Linked DNA regions of Homo sapiens: region 2 is linked to region 1. Evidence: chromatin contacts called from ENCODE Hi-C or POLR2A ChIA-PET data. All regions are on one chromosome and are shown on one strand. The core of a region is the stretch at or near the end of the contact, and the rest is flanking DNA. Distances in the headings are between cores, read along the strand shown.

The links. A loop is a pair of places that touch in the nucleus more often than their neighbours do. ChIA-PET counts read pairs that join two places held with the same protein, here RNA polymerase II (POLR2A). Pooled maps may share reads with other maps.
Region 2: a loop to region 1 is called in a map with no recorded cell type, with 2.8 times the contacts of the local background. The contact joins the promoter of SCN2B here to the enhancer-like site in region 1. A Hi-C loop is called at or near these places in 1 of 168 maps with a recorded cell type or tissue (K562), 4 of 37 single-sample maps with no recorded cell type and 12 of 50 pooled maps. POLR2A ChIA-PET finds 5 or more read pairs at or near these places in 3 of 52 experiments (T-cell, activated CD8-positive, alpha-beta memory T cell and activated T-cell).

Annotation. Positions count from the first base shown.
Region 1 is chr11:118,047,344-118,054,829 of GRCh38, reverse strand. The region is part of intron 1 of SMIM35 (small integral membrane protein 35); the gene reads left to right. Among named protein-coding and RNA genes, the nearest start is that of TMPRSS4, 26 kb to the left of the region's middle. Within about 2 kb of position 3,154, at least 4 of the 41 ENCODE cell types and tissues checked have a DNase peak (open chromatin) inside an H3K27ac peak, as active enhancers do.
Region 2 is chr11:118,175,388-118,182,264 of GRCh38, reverse strand. It overlaps SCN2B (sodium voltage-gated channel beta subunit 2), which reads left to right and starts at 5,626. Exons shown (of 4, transcript NM_004588.5): 1 at 5,626-5,903. The coding sequence starts at 5,834.

The DNA of each region.
Region 1 (7,486 bases), core at 1,905-4,404:
TCTGTCTCAAAAAAAAAAAAAAAATCCTGAAAATATAATTCTGGAAAAAATAATGAAAACATTCATTAAAACATATTTATTTACATTTCAAAGGGGATTTATATTGGAAACATATAAAAACACAACAGGACACTTTATAGTGTACATTACACAATAAAATAGGCAGTGATAACATACATATTTTTGCACGCATAAACACTCAGGTAATGACGGTTGCATGGGTATAAGAGTTATGAGCAGATGAACCATGTTCATAAAGAAATAGGTCAAAAAGGGCAAGATGTAAATCCATGGCACCGTGGTTGTTACTTGTGTGCACCCAGCTTTATAACTGGTCATCTGAAACAACAGCATGAGCAACCAAAGTCTCTGGATGAGTTTGATCAAAAACTTCAATGGATCATCACCAAAAATGCAGCTGTCTATCCATGGAGCTGCATTCCAAGCTGCAAGGAGCTGAGATTCCAAGAAAATTTAACTTCACAAAGGCAGATGTACAGAAAGGACATCTCTTTATCTAATGAGAAAATGTCAATGTTTTTCTGTACATGCACAATGCGTCCACACAAAGTTGACATGGTGATAATGCACTTTCAGGGAGCCAAATTTGAAAACAAACAAGCAAACAAACAAACAAAAAAACAAGAACAAACAAAAAAACAAAACAAAAAAATCCCAAAAACCCCCAAAACCCTGCATAAAACAAATTCGAACTCTCTAAAAGTCTATATAACTTATACCTCCAGTCTTGCAAATGATGCAAAGATGAAATACCTAGCATAGGGAATTGTAAAAAATCATGCTGAAAATTTAAAATAGTGAAAAAGGAAGGAAAAAAACAACAAAAAACGATCCTGTGATTGTGATTTTTGGGATTTTAGATGTTAGGGGTTTAGACTTTAGAGATTACAATCTTTCAGGATTTTAACATTTGAGGTTACAGTGTTTGCGATTGTGTCTTGGTCCAACTCCTCTTTTTCCTCTCTGAGACCTTGCAGGCAGATGTGGAGACCACATCACTGTCAGAGGAACAGGGGCTGGGGTGGGGGTCTTTGGGACCTTGAATGAGATGAGTTCTCAAAGCTTCCAGGCTAAAGAATAACATAAATGGTAGGACTTGAGCCTCCAAGTGAATAAGAGCCTTGTAAACACATTGCTTTAGGGAATTAAAGAGCTATGCTGGATGTCCAAGGAAGGCCCCACCCGTTGCCTCTAGTTCTTGGGGGAAGGCAACATTTCAGCCACCAGAGGGCGCTCAGGTTGCAGGAATGGTTTCTCAGGACTGCTGTTTGGAGGAGTTGAATAAGGAATCCAAGGAAGGGTTGCCAGAGCATGGGAGCCATGCAGGTGGGACTCCAGGACTGAAGTCCGACCTTTTCAGTCACTCTGCCATTGTCCCTGGCTGAGGCCATCAGTTAATTCATTTATTCAAGGAACATTTGCCCTGTACCTGGGAGCCCTGAGCTAGTAAGCTTTGTGTGTGTGTGTGTGTGTGTGTGTGTGTGTGTGTGTGTGTGTGTGTTTTAGAGAGTCTTGCTCTGTCACCCAGGCTGGAGTGCAACGGCATGATCTCGGCTCACTGCAACCTCTGCCTCCTGGGTTCAAGCGATTCTCTGGCCTCAGCCTCCCAAGTAGCTGGGATTATAGGCGCCCTGCCAACACGCCTGGCTAAATTTTGTATTTTTAGTCGAGATGGGGGTTTCACCATGTTGGCCAGGCTGGTCTTGAACTCCTGACCTCAGGTAATCCACCCGTCATGGCCTCCCTAAGTGCTGGGATTCCGGGTGTGAGCCACCGGACCCGGCTGTGAGCTAGTAGGCTTTGGAGACACAGAATCAGATAAGCCTGTCTGGACCCTGGAGGAACCACAGCCTAGGCTGGGAGGTGGACCTTCAACAGTGCAGTCCCCTGTGGGGTATTTGTGCTATGACAGAGGGACATGCTGAGCGTGGTGGCAGCACCCAGGATGAAGTGTTGATTCTGTCTGGGACCTGGGAGAAGGCTTCCTATTGTTGGAAGTATTTGCTGTGGGTCTCGGAGGGTGAGCAGGAGTGCCCCAGGCTGAGAGGTTCCAGGAGAGGCAGGCAGGGGCACATTATAAGCCAATGCCTATGTTTGGCTGGACAGAGAAATGCCCAGGTGGGGGTCGTGGGATGTGGCTGGAAGGAAGGGGGCGTAGGCGATCACGTTAGGGAAGAGCTAGGGGCTTATCTCAGAGGAGAGAAGCATTCTATGTGGGAGCCAGGGCAGACTCAGGTTCTGTGGGGGCCTGAGGCTTACATAGTTTTGAGGCTTTCTTAGATGAAGAATACAAAATTATAAATACAAACTTAGGAAGAGGGACTTGGAAGGGTCCGTACAAGTGAGCGGCTTGAAGCTTAGCTTGTTGGCCTCCTGGCAAATCCTCCTCTGCGTGGGAGACACATCTTCCACAATCTCCCTGCTTCCCTGCAGGGCCCCAGCCTGCCCTCAGCAGCTCCCCGCTTGCAGCAAACCACCCACTTCCCTCTCACTCCTGCCTCTCGCCCTTCTTTTGTCCCCTGGAGTCCTGAGCAGCCGTAGAAGGCCGGACGCGGGAAACTGGAGTCTGAGTTTTCCTCTGGGGAAAGGGAGGCAGAGCTGCACAGCTGTTGGGGGACGTGGGTGGGGATGACCTTTTCTATGGTGTTTATGCAAAGAGCACCCGCTACCCGCATTGTTCCAAGAGTTGCCTTTGAACCTGGACAGCAACTCTTATTCCCGCTTTAAACAATGTACAGTGTGGAAGAGTTCCCGCTCTTTGCCAGGCACTTTCACACCTCTCATGTCATCAGCGCCATGTTCTAGGGAGGCAGGCAGTACTGTTCCCTCTGCAGAAGGTTCATGATTCAGACACCTGGCAGGTGGGACCTCACACCTAGCACTCTCCCTGCGTCACCCGTGTCTCTTGTTCACAATCAACCCAAGAGTATTAGTATTAGTATAGTATTAGTATTAGTATTAGTATTAGTATTAGTATTAGTATCAACCTAAACTAAGATTGCCCTGCTGGGGCACCAGTACAGGAAAATGTGTCACTGTAGAGGTGAAACCACAGATGACATGGCTGGCTTTGTTATTCTCCCCTTCCTGTGGTGTGTTTTGATGGTAAGGGTGTGCACAGGTGGGGTGGAGCTGGCAGCCCTTGTTACACTGTCTGCACTGTAGTGAGAGTTCTCACCGTTACCCCCTTCTTGGGCTGTTGGGAGAGCTCTCGCCTGGGTTTAACCTCAATTTCAGGCTATCACCAGTGCAATGGATCGCTGAGACTCAGCCCTGATTTGCAAGATCTGCTGGGTGTTCAATATGAGGGTCTCATCCAGGGCATGGGGAGGAGAGAAGTGGCCGCTAATTTAAGTTGCCTTTAATCAAATAAAGAAAACCGAGCATCCAGCTGTGTTAGACTGTGCTAGGATAGTGCCGAATCAGGCATGGCCTTGTCCTCATGGCTCACTTCAGCATCCACGAATGGCTCCTGTGTGCCAGGCAGTGAGCTGGCTTGTGGGAGACCCAGGGGTGGGTGAGCAAGCTGTGTGCCTGAGTGTGAGAAACTCCCATCTGTTTCAGGATGTCAGCCTTTGTTATAAATCCACAGAGAACAATACAAGGCATAGCATCGTCTGTACAAAACTGGATAGGATAGTTTCTCTGCTTCTTGTGCCACCAGTTAGAATAAAAGACAATGCCTCCGATATCCACTGGTCCTTTCTTGGCTCTGCATACAGGCAAACATGAGCCTGCCTCTACCTCCCTCACACATCTTCACAAAAGCCCAGAGCAATCCCTTCTGTCTCTCCTGCTTTACTAAAGGATGAGAATCAGAAATAGGGGAATGGAATGAATCAAAGCATCTTCCCTGCCCCCAGATAAGCTCTTCTGCAGATAGGGTGGGGATGGATTGGGGGAGGTCACTGGAGCCATTTTCTACAAAGGATGCTCAAAGGTTTGGAAGTCCTGGGTCTGGGATTCAAGATGCATCCCTGTGGCAGAGGTGACAAAGGAGAGAGGAATCATCCAAGTATTTAGGTGTTTCAATGCTTCGGGCAGATCTACAAAACCCCAAAGCCTCTGAACTTGCAACCAATCAAAGCAACCCTGATTTATCCTATTTTCTGCAACATGCATGCATCGGCCGGCACTTATGATGAGGAAGCAAGGGTGGGGGCTAGAAGAGTGAGTGAAATGGAGGCTTTGAGGCAGGAGGACTGCGGGGGTGCTCAGGATGGGTGACCGCCACTTTGTATGTGTCAGTTGTTTCTGCTCCCCACCTTCTTGCCCAAGGTCTGGTGGGGATAAACGGAGAACCAAAGCTGCCTTGGGTCTCCAGATGGCAGGGGCAGCTGATGGTTGGTGTCAGTGGCTGGGTGCTAGTGCCCAGCTCACCTGGGCTGTGCATGACTCTGGCCCACTTGAGCCAGACTTGGCTTTGTCTGGGCAGGGGCCTTGGCCTAGGTTCCCCCAGCTGGCACCCCGTCTTTACAGACCTAGGAGCCCAGGAGGCCTGTGGGGCAACCTGTGCCTGGGATGCTGCCTGGGTGAAGGAAGATGTTCTGTGATTCCCCAAGGCCCTTTTCCTCTTCCATTACTTCATGTGACTCTCACAGCAATAGCACGAGGTATACATCACTCACCAGCCTCTTCATTTTATGGAAGACAACCTGGAAGGTCAGAGTGGCTCACCTGAGATTGTGCAACTGGTGTGTCCCAGGGCTGGGGCTCCAGCACACACTCCTCTGAAGGCAAGCCCTGTGCTCATTCCAGTACTGAGAGACTTCAAAGACCCTCTCTATATCCGCTCCCCACAAGGATCCTGGGCCCCTTGGTACCTTCTAGGCCCCAGTGACTCCACTTCAGCATGAGGTGGTTTGAACTCAGTGGCACAGGTCTCCACAACACCTCCCTGACTATCCTCCCTCAGCATCTAGTGTGGGAGGCACAGTTTGCACGGCGGACACATTGACGGCAATCCAAGGCAGGAGTAGTTAGTGAGGAACGTGGACTTACCCTTGCCAGACTCTTTAGATCACGCCTCCCATCAATAAACAATTTTGCGCATGCACTCTGATATTTATGTATTTATAAAGTATATTTGTATTTATACTCAAACATATATGACCATTAAAAAGCACACACGCAAAAATTAAATTAAAAGCATTAAGGATGGGCCAGGTGCGGTGGCTCATGCCTGTAATCCCAGCACTTTGGGAGGCCGAGGTGGGTGGGTCACCTGAGGTCAGGAGTTCGAGACCAGCCTGGCCAACATGGCAAAACCCCGTCTCTACTAAAAATACAAAAATTAGCCGGGCGTGGTGGTGTGTGCCTGTAATCCCAGCTACTCAGGAGGCTGAGGCAGGAGAATTGCTTGAACCCAGGAGGTGGAGGTTGCAGTGAGCAGAGATCGCGCCACTGCACTCCAGCCTGGGTGACAGAGCAAGGCTCTGTCTCAAAAAAAAAAAAAAAAAAAAAAAAAAATTAAGGGTGGAACAAACATGCGAGAATTGCAGCTTCCCTTCAAATCACTCACAGACGGTTCTGGGGTCCCCAGCCAGTGTCTCAAATTCAATGTTTGGACCAGTCTCCCGGCCACTCTTGGCAGGGGCCATTGCCCCTCTCTGGCTCTGTGTGGCATTGTCTCCTGTGGTCCCTGGTGCCAGGGCAGTGGCTACCCTGTGGAGGCCTGGAAAAGATCCCTGACCCCTGCCCACCCCTGACGTTGCTGCTAAAGCTCACGCTGGCAATGTCCCTGGGAAGTTTAGTGAAATAGCGCTCTTACTTAAAAAAATATATTTTTGGTTGCAAAAGTAGTACATTATGATTATTGGCAAAATCATCATCGTTTTCACTTGCTTTTTTTTTTTTTTTTTTGCAGCTCTTCAGCCTAGGCGATAGGCATGAGGCTGCAGGAGGAAGGAAAGCTGAAGGGCAGGTTTTCCCCTTCCCCATCCTGGCCCAGGACCTGTGACACTTCACTCCTTTAGGTCATGTCCTTTCTAGAAAGCACCTCCATCTCTTCCGGGATGGCCTGCTGTTTGGCTATTACTCATGTGTTTAATCTAGGGCCGTGTTTTTTGTTTTTTGTTTTCTGTTGTTTTTTTCCCCCATACTTTATGACTTTTGCATCATTCCTGAGCCAGCTGTATCATTATTTACTTAATTTCTTTCTTTCTTTCTCTCTTTCTCTCTCTCTCTCCTTCCTTGCTTCCTTGCTTCCTTGCTTCCTTCCTTCCTTCCTTCCTTCCTTCCTTCCTTCCTTCCTTCCTTCCTTCCTTCCTTCTTTCTTTCTTCCTTTCTTTCTTATTGAGATGGAGTCTCGCTCTGTCATCCAGGCTGGAGTGCAGTGGCGCAATCTAGGCTCGCTGCAACTTCCACTGCCCAGCTTCAGGTGATTCTCGTGTCTCAGCCTCCTGAGTAGCTGGGACTACAGGAGCACGCCAGCAGGTCCAGCTAATTTTTTTTGTATTTTTAATAGAGACTGGGTTTCGCCATATTGGCCAGGCTGGACTCAAACTCCTGACCTCAGGTGATCTGACCGCCTCAGCGGGATTACAACTGTGAGCCACCGTGCCCGGCCTAATATTTTTCTTAAATCTGACTCACTTTTTTAAATTAATTACTTCCTTTAACCTTGTTCTAAGACATAAAATCCACAAAATCAGGATTTGATATGCTAGTTAAGTCTCTTCTTAAAAACGTGAAAATAAATGCATAGCTATTAAAACAATAAATGGCTCCTGGGTACCACTATGATCACCTCCCATGTTACCAACGGATGCACCCCCACTCTGGGGGCAGTGATGGGGAGGCATGCAGAGAGAGGGCTTGGCGAGGTTCCATCTGAGCCCCAGAGACACCTCCTAAGAGACTGTCAACAAGCCCCTTGAAACGCTCTGGGCTGCTGTCTGCATCTCCTTCTTCCCAAGACACAGACCTTGCCTAGCAAAGCTTAGGCACTCAAGCCAGTACCCTGGGACAAATGTGGAGGGTCACAGAGATCCCCAGCCCACAGAAGGCATTTGCTTAGGCTGCTGTAAAGGAAGCTTTGCCTTGACTGCCCCCAAGGTGAGTGGCCATAGCTCATACTCAAAGTCTCAGTTTGGCTGCTGAAATAACTTATTTGCTTCTCTGTCCATGGGGCTTCTCCGTCCACTAAATCCTTCAAACAGAAGCACTGTTTTCTCCATCTCTCCCAGCCCTCAGTCTCTGGACAGGACAGTCTAAGGTCTGGGATCCTCTGAGATGGCTGTGGCCGGCTGTGGGTGTATTGCCCATGCCTGCTCCTAGATGACATCTTGGCTGTCCTGAGCCACCACCAAGATTCTGTTGAGGAAGAGTCAGGGCAGAAGAGCTGAGCTTCAGGGTGTCATCTGTCAAGAATGCCCCAGAATGCCAACCTCCAAAGCCCCGACTGGGGCCAGGGCTCATTCTTTGGATATTTTCTCTGTCTCCATCTCTCTCCCTTTCTCTCTGT
Region 2 (6,877 bases), core at 4,377-6,876, 120 kb before region 1:
GTCTAGCACATAGGGGCTGTTCCATAGATATTTGAGTTTGTTCTATGAGAGATCTGATTGATAAATGAGTGAATGTACCCAGGGTCACAGGAGCAGAGAGAAGAGGTATTTAGAGCAGAAGTAGGTGACTTTGGAGCACATTTTTGAAGAAAGACCATGAGCTTGATGAGCAGGCAAGAGACAAAGGGCATTCCTACAGGGAAAACGGCGAAGGCAAAGACAGAGATGTGAAGCTGCATGCGGGGTTAGAGAAACCTTGCCTGGTAAGGAAGGGCTTCAGAAGCGTGTGGGGCAGAGAAGAGAGGCATCCCTACCTCGCAGCTCATGAACAGACTGCTATGTGCTCTGCAGATCACCAGAGGCCAGCATTTCATCCGAGGTTTGTTCCTGCTTCCTACTCCCCTCTCCCTGAACCCCCAAACCTGGCTTCTAATGGCCCCTTGCTCAGGGTATGCAAACCTTTTGATATTGGCTGAAGGCAGTGCTTCTCAAGCTTTAATATGCTCAAGAATCACCTGGAGATCTTGTTAAAAATGCAGATTCGGGCCAGGCATAGTGGCTCACACCTGTAATCCCAGCACTTTGGGAGGCCGAGGCGGGTGGATCACAAGGTCAGGAGATCGAGACCATCCTGGTAACATGGTGAAACCCCGTCTCTACTAAAAATACAAAAAAATTAGCCGGGTGTGGTGGTGGGCGCCTGTAGTCCCAGCTACCCAGGAGGCTGAGGCAAGAGAATGGCATGAACCCAGAAGCCGGAGCTTGCAGTGAGCCAAGATTGCGCCACTGTGCTCCAGCCTGGGCGACAGAGTGAGACTCCGTCTCAAACAAAAACCAAAAAGAAAAAAAAAAAAAATGCAGATTTGGATTCCTTGGGACTGGGGTGGGGCCTGTAGCACTGCCTTTCTCACAGACTCCCAGGTGACACCCATGATGCTGGCCTGGGGACCACACTTTGAAAAGTGAGGCTGTAAGGTAAATAACTAGGGAGGCTCTCTATAGCCTCAACGAGGCATTCCAAAGGTAAAAGGAAACTACCTTCCTTTGAATTATCTGTAACACTGCTTCTCCCAGCAGGGTAGGTAATTGAGAGCTGTCTAATAAAACCTTCACTGATAAATAACCCTGGGCACAAATGCCAAAACCACAGGGCTTCACTCCTAAAAAAGCACATCTTTGACACTGGTGTCTTCATTCGGCAAAACACCTCTTAGAGCTGCTGCTTCCCAGACTTTCACTGGCTCCTGGGGAAGGCTTACTCTTTCGGAGCAGATGGGTGTCTGGAGGCCCAAGTGGGTTGTGGGGAAGTTCCGGGGTAGCTCTCCCCCTCTCTTGCCTTGGCTCTGCCTGCTACTGCCCCTCACCCTTGATCTAGCTCCTCCTGACCCTTGGTCCTGGGGGGCTGAGTTGGATGAAGACTGTTCTAAGTCTGGATACGTAGTTTCTCTTTGCTGAATTCTGGATAGAAACAGATCTTCTGGATCCACTTCTTGCCTCAGATGCCCCCAAAATAGGAGCTTCTGGACCTAATGTGAGACCAAGTGAGACAGGCAAGCAGCTTCCTTCAGTTTCTGGGCCTCACGGGCACCCTCTGCTGCATTAAGAAAAAAAGAGGAGGCCGGCTACGTCAAACCAAAAATCTCTGGCAACGGGGCAGAGCTGACATGTGTCTGCGGCAGCATGGATGGCTGTGCTGCAGAGTGGGACTTGGCAGTGCACGCCTAAGCGGGAGCTGAGGCCCGGCTTGTGCCAGTCCACCCCTCCGGGCACAGCTGTGAGCTGCTGACAGCGGGGTAGACCTCAGGGCCGGAGGGCACTGGGGATGGGGCCAGGCATGGCCACTGAAGGAGACTTTTCTTCCAGGCTGCCCCACCTCTCCTTCCCTGCAATTCTGCCCTGTGGGCCCTGTGTTTTGTGAATGGGCCAGCCAGAGCCAGACCCTAGGGATGGGACAGAGGCACTTGGGGACAGAATCTGTGTGTGATCTGGGCAGGGACAACCACAAAGGGCTCTTAGACTACCCACCCTTCTGCCTTCTGGCAACTCTGCCTCAAATCCCTGGCCCCCTTGCTCCTCCCCAGCCCAGAACAGCTTGAGAGGCCTTGGAAGGATTTCATTTCCTCCGCAGTGTCTACTTTCCTCCCTTAGCTCTCCAGATTCATTAATTCACTCAGGTGTGCCCCTGTACAGTCATTCACCGTCTGCTGACGAAGTTTCTGCCCTGAGCCAGGCACTGTGCTGGATTCTCACTGTTTCTCCATAGCCTGCCTCTTAGCCCTTGCTTTTATGTCACCTGCAGGGGCTAATTGCTTCATGTGTCTTGTTGGTCTTCTCTTCCCTGTGCCTTTCTAGACAACCTGGAGGTAGCTCCATTTATCCTTCCCTTGGTGCTAAGCAATGTGGAATGCTGGAGACACCCAGAGTTTCACGAAGACCTTGGTTTGAATCCTGACTCTGCCCTTAAACTCTCATATGTAAACTTGGGTGGGTTGAGCCCCATGAACCTCTGTTTCCTCATTTGCCACTAGAAAAAGAATAGGCCGGGCGCAGTGGCATATGCCTGTAATCCTAGCACCTTCGGAGGCCAAGGTGGGCAGAGCACCTGAGGTCAGGAGTTCGAGACCAGCCTGGACAACATGGTGAAACCCCGTCTCTACTAAAAATACAAAACTTAGCCAGGCATGATGATGGGTGCCTGTAATCCCAGCTACTTAAGAGGCTGAGAAGGGAAAATTGCTTGAACCTGGGAGACGCTGGTTGCAGTGAGCCGAGATCACACCACTGCACCTCAGCCTAAGCAGCTGAGTGAGACTCCGTCTTAAAAAAAAAAAAAAAAAAAAAAAAAAAAAAAAAAAAGAATAAAGGCCAGGTGCAGCGACTCATGCCTATAATCCCAGCACTTTGGGAGGCCAACGCGGGAAGATCACTTGAATCCAGGAGTTCGAGACCAGCTTGGCCAACATAGTGAAACCCTGTCTGCACTAAAAATACAAAAATTAGCTGGGCGTGGTGGCAGGAGCCTGTAATCCCAGCTACTTAGGAGGCTGAGGCAGGAGAATCACGTGAACTTGGGAGGTGGAGGTTGCAGTGAGCCAAGATTGTGCCACTGCACTCCAGCCTGGGCCACAGAGTAAGCCTCTGTCTGAACAACAACAACAAAAGAATAAAGAGAAAAAGAAAAAGAAAAAAGAAATTATGGTGGCGGGAACCTGTAAACCCAACTACTCAGGAGGCTGAGGCAGGAGAATCACTTGAACCCGGGAAGCGGAGGTTGCAGTGAGCCAAGATCATGCCACTGCACTTCAGCCTGGGCCACAGAGTGAGATTCCATCGCAAAAAAAAAAAAAAAAAAAAAAAAAAAAAAATAATAATAATAATAATAATAATAAAATAAATAAATTAAAAAAAAAGAAAAAGGAAAAAGAAATCACCTATCCCAGGGTTAAGATTAAACTGACAGGGTGGGGGCGCGGTGGCTCACACCTGTAATCCCAGCACTTTGGGAGGCTAAGGTCGGTGGATCACGAGGTCAGGAGTTCAAGACTAGCATGGACAAGATGGTGAAACTCTGTCTGTACTAAAAATACAAAAATTAGCCAAGCATGGTGGCAGGCATCTGTAATCCCAGCTACTTGGGAGGCTGAGGCAGGAGAATTGCTTGAACCTGGGAGGTGGAGGTTGCAGTGAGCCAAGATCGCGCCACTGCACTCCAGCCTGGGAGAGAGAGCGGGACTCCATCTCACACACAAAAAAAGAAAAGATTAAACTGAGATACCACAGGCTGAGCATGGTGGCTCACGCTTGTACTCCCAGCACTTTGGGAGGCTGATGCAGGTGGAACACTTGAGGTCAGGAGTTCGAGACCAGCCTGGCCAACATGGTGAAACCCTGCCTCTACTAAAAATACAAAAAAATTAGCTGGGGGTGGTGGCACGTGCATGTAGTTCCAGCTACTCTTGAGGCTGAGACACAGGAATTGCTTGAACCCAGAAGGCAGAGATTGCAGTGAGCTGAGATTGCACCACTGCACTGCAGCCTGGGTGACAGAGCGAGACCCTGTCTAAAAAAAAATAATAAAATAAAAAAATAAAAAATTGAGATATCACATGTAAAGTGCTTGGCACAGAGTTTATGCTCAAAAATATTAGTTGCTCCCTGTTTGGTACACAAAGGGCCCATCACAAATGCAGGTGACTGCTGCATGCGAATCTCTGCCCTACTTAACCATCTCCCCAGGAGTATGGGGGTCACCTCTGCTTAGGACCACCTTGGACTCCACCCACCAAGTTCTCCTACTTATGACGTTAGCTTATTTTTTCTTCCTTCTTCAAAAGAAAAGTTTTAAACATACACAAAAGAAGAGAGAACTATATGACAAACCCTTTACACCCATCACCAGCTAGTTTCAATTATCAAGCAAAACAACTAGTCTCGTGTCACCTATTCTCCCATCTCTTTTTTTCGTTGAATATATATATATGTATTTTTGAGATGGAGTCTCACTCTGTGGCCCAGGCTGGGATGTAGCGGAGTGATCTCGACTCACTGCAACCTCCGCCTCCCAGGTTCAAGCAATTCTCCTGCCTCAGTCCCCCCAAGTAGCTGGGATTACAGGCACACGCCACCACACCCGGCTAACTTTTGTATTTTTAGTAGAGACAGGGTTTCACCATGTTAGGGAGGCTGGTCTCGAACTCCTGACCTCAGGTGATCTGCCTGCCTCGGCCTCCCAAAGTGCTGGGATTACAGGTGTGAGCCACCCCGCCCGGCCACCCATGTGTGTCTTTAACAGATAGAGATGTTAAAGGACAAAACCACATTTTATCAGACCCAACAAAATTAAGAATGATTCATTAATACAATCTACTATGTAGTTCATATTTAACTTTTCCCAATTGTCTCAAAAACTTTTCTTTCCTGTTGATTTGTTTGAATCAGGTTTATCCAAAGGCCTGTGTTACATTCAATTGTAAGATCTCTTGGGTATTTTTCTATCAGCCTGCTTCAACATGTTCTGTTTTCAGAGGAAACGCTAGAATGAGGAAAGCATTACCCCTTGAAAGTCTCTCCAACTCACTTTCCTGAACCCTTTTCAATAACACAAAAACAAGCATCTCCTTTTTTTTTTTAGGTTTTTTTTTTTTTTTTCCCTCTGGAGGCAGGGCCCAGGCTGGAGTGCGGTGCAGTAGCTGGGACAAGAGGCATGCGACATTATGCCTGGCTAAATTTTGTATTTTTAGTAGAGATGGGTTTTGCCATGTTGCCCAGGCTGGTCTTGAACTCCTGGACTCAAGCAATCCATCCGGCCTCCCAAAGTGCTGGAATTACAGGTGTGAGCCACTGCGTCAGCCTGGGGGTGTTTTTAAATGATAAAAGGTGTTTCCCTTTCCAGAATCTTTAAAATAAATGGATTCCTCTAATAGCTTTCAAAATCCAACAATCATCCCAGTGAAGTCAAAAAGCAGGGTTTGTATTATTTCTTGTTTTAGAGGGTAAAAATTTCTGGGATTTTGTTCTTTTCAAAATGACTTTTTTATGCCCTCCCACCTGCTTTTTGAAATCCACCAACCACAATATTTACCCCATCCCCCTTTTCTCTCCCCCCCATCTCTCTCTCTCTCCTTTACACACTCCCTCTCTCTCTCTTTTTAGCAGCAACATACAAGCCGGCCATATTAGAGAGATGGAAATAAAGCTTCCTTAATGTTGTATATGTCTTTGAAGTACATCCGTGCATTTTTTTTTAGCATCCAACCATTCCTCCCTTGTAGTTCTCGCCCCCTCAAATCACCCTCTCCCGTAGCCCACCCGACTAACATCTCAGTCTCTGAAAATGCACAGAGATGCCTGGCTACCTCGCCCTGCCTTCAGCCTCACGGGGCTCAGTCTCTTTTTCTCTTTGGGTAAGTTAGACACATCTGCATGCTCCCGAGGGTTCAGAAGTGTAGCCGCAATGTGAAGAGGATGGGGGCAGGGGATAGGAAAGAAGACATTGCTAGCGCTTTCCCTCTGTGTCCTTGGGAGGGGAGGTGCTGGGGACTGGAAGGGACGTTGCTGGGGAGTGCAGAACCCTGGGACTACTTAGTCACAGAAATGTTGGGTCAGGGGATCTGAGTGTTGCTGGGGGCTGACAATTGTCAAGGGAGGTGAATCTTCTCTGGATTTCCCCTAAGTGGACCTACGTGGCGGTGGGGCAGAGAGTGGATTGACCTGCAGTCTCTTCAGGGATTATTTTTTGGAGTTGCTGCAAATGCGGGGTCCTGGGACTTAATGCTCCCTTAAGGGGCTTCTTTTCAGAAGCTTGATCCTGGTGGATTTAGGGTATTAGGAGAGTGTGCAGGGGAGCTGGTGGCAGAAAGTTGAGTCTGGGTCTGGCTTCTTGGCACTCGGTCTCACTGATCTGTTGGAACGTGTGTGGGAGTAGGTGGGAAGCGGGCTTGGGGAATGATGTCTGGGTTGGGAGGAGACCTGCTGAGGCACGCACTGATGGAGAAGGCACCTTTGGCTTGGGCCGGATGGAATGGAGGAAGGGCCAGGTGTAGAGATTCAGGAAAAAAATGGAACCCACAGGCTGAGCGAGGTTGCAGCCCTTTAAATCCAGCCTCAGAACTGCCCAGCCCAGTCTTGCAGACTGTCCTGTCAAGTGTTTGTATTTGACCACTCAGAGACTTCCTGGTGGGGAAGTGGGCTAGAAAGTTATTTGCAAGCCTGCTTTGTAGAGTTTCATTCTTGCTCCTAAACTTACTTATTGCTGGAGCAGCAACTGAGAGTCAAGTCCAAGGACTGTTGATGGAACTATTCCCCACCACAAAGGCTCTCTCTCTTTCTGTGGTGTGATGTGCTGGGTTTGGAGTAGGAGTGCTAAACACAGACAGTG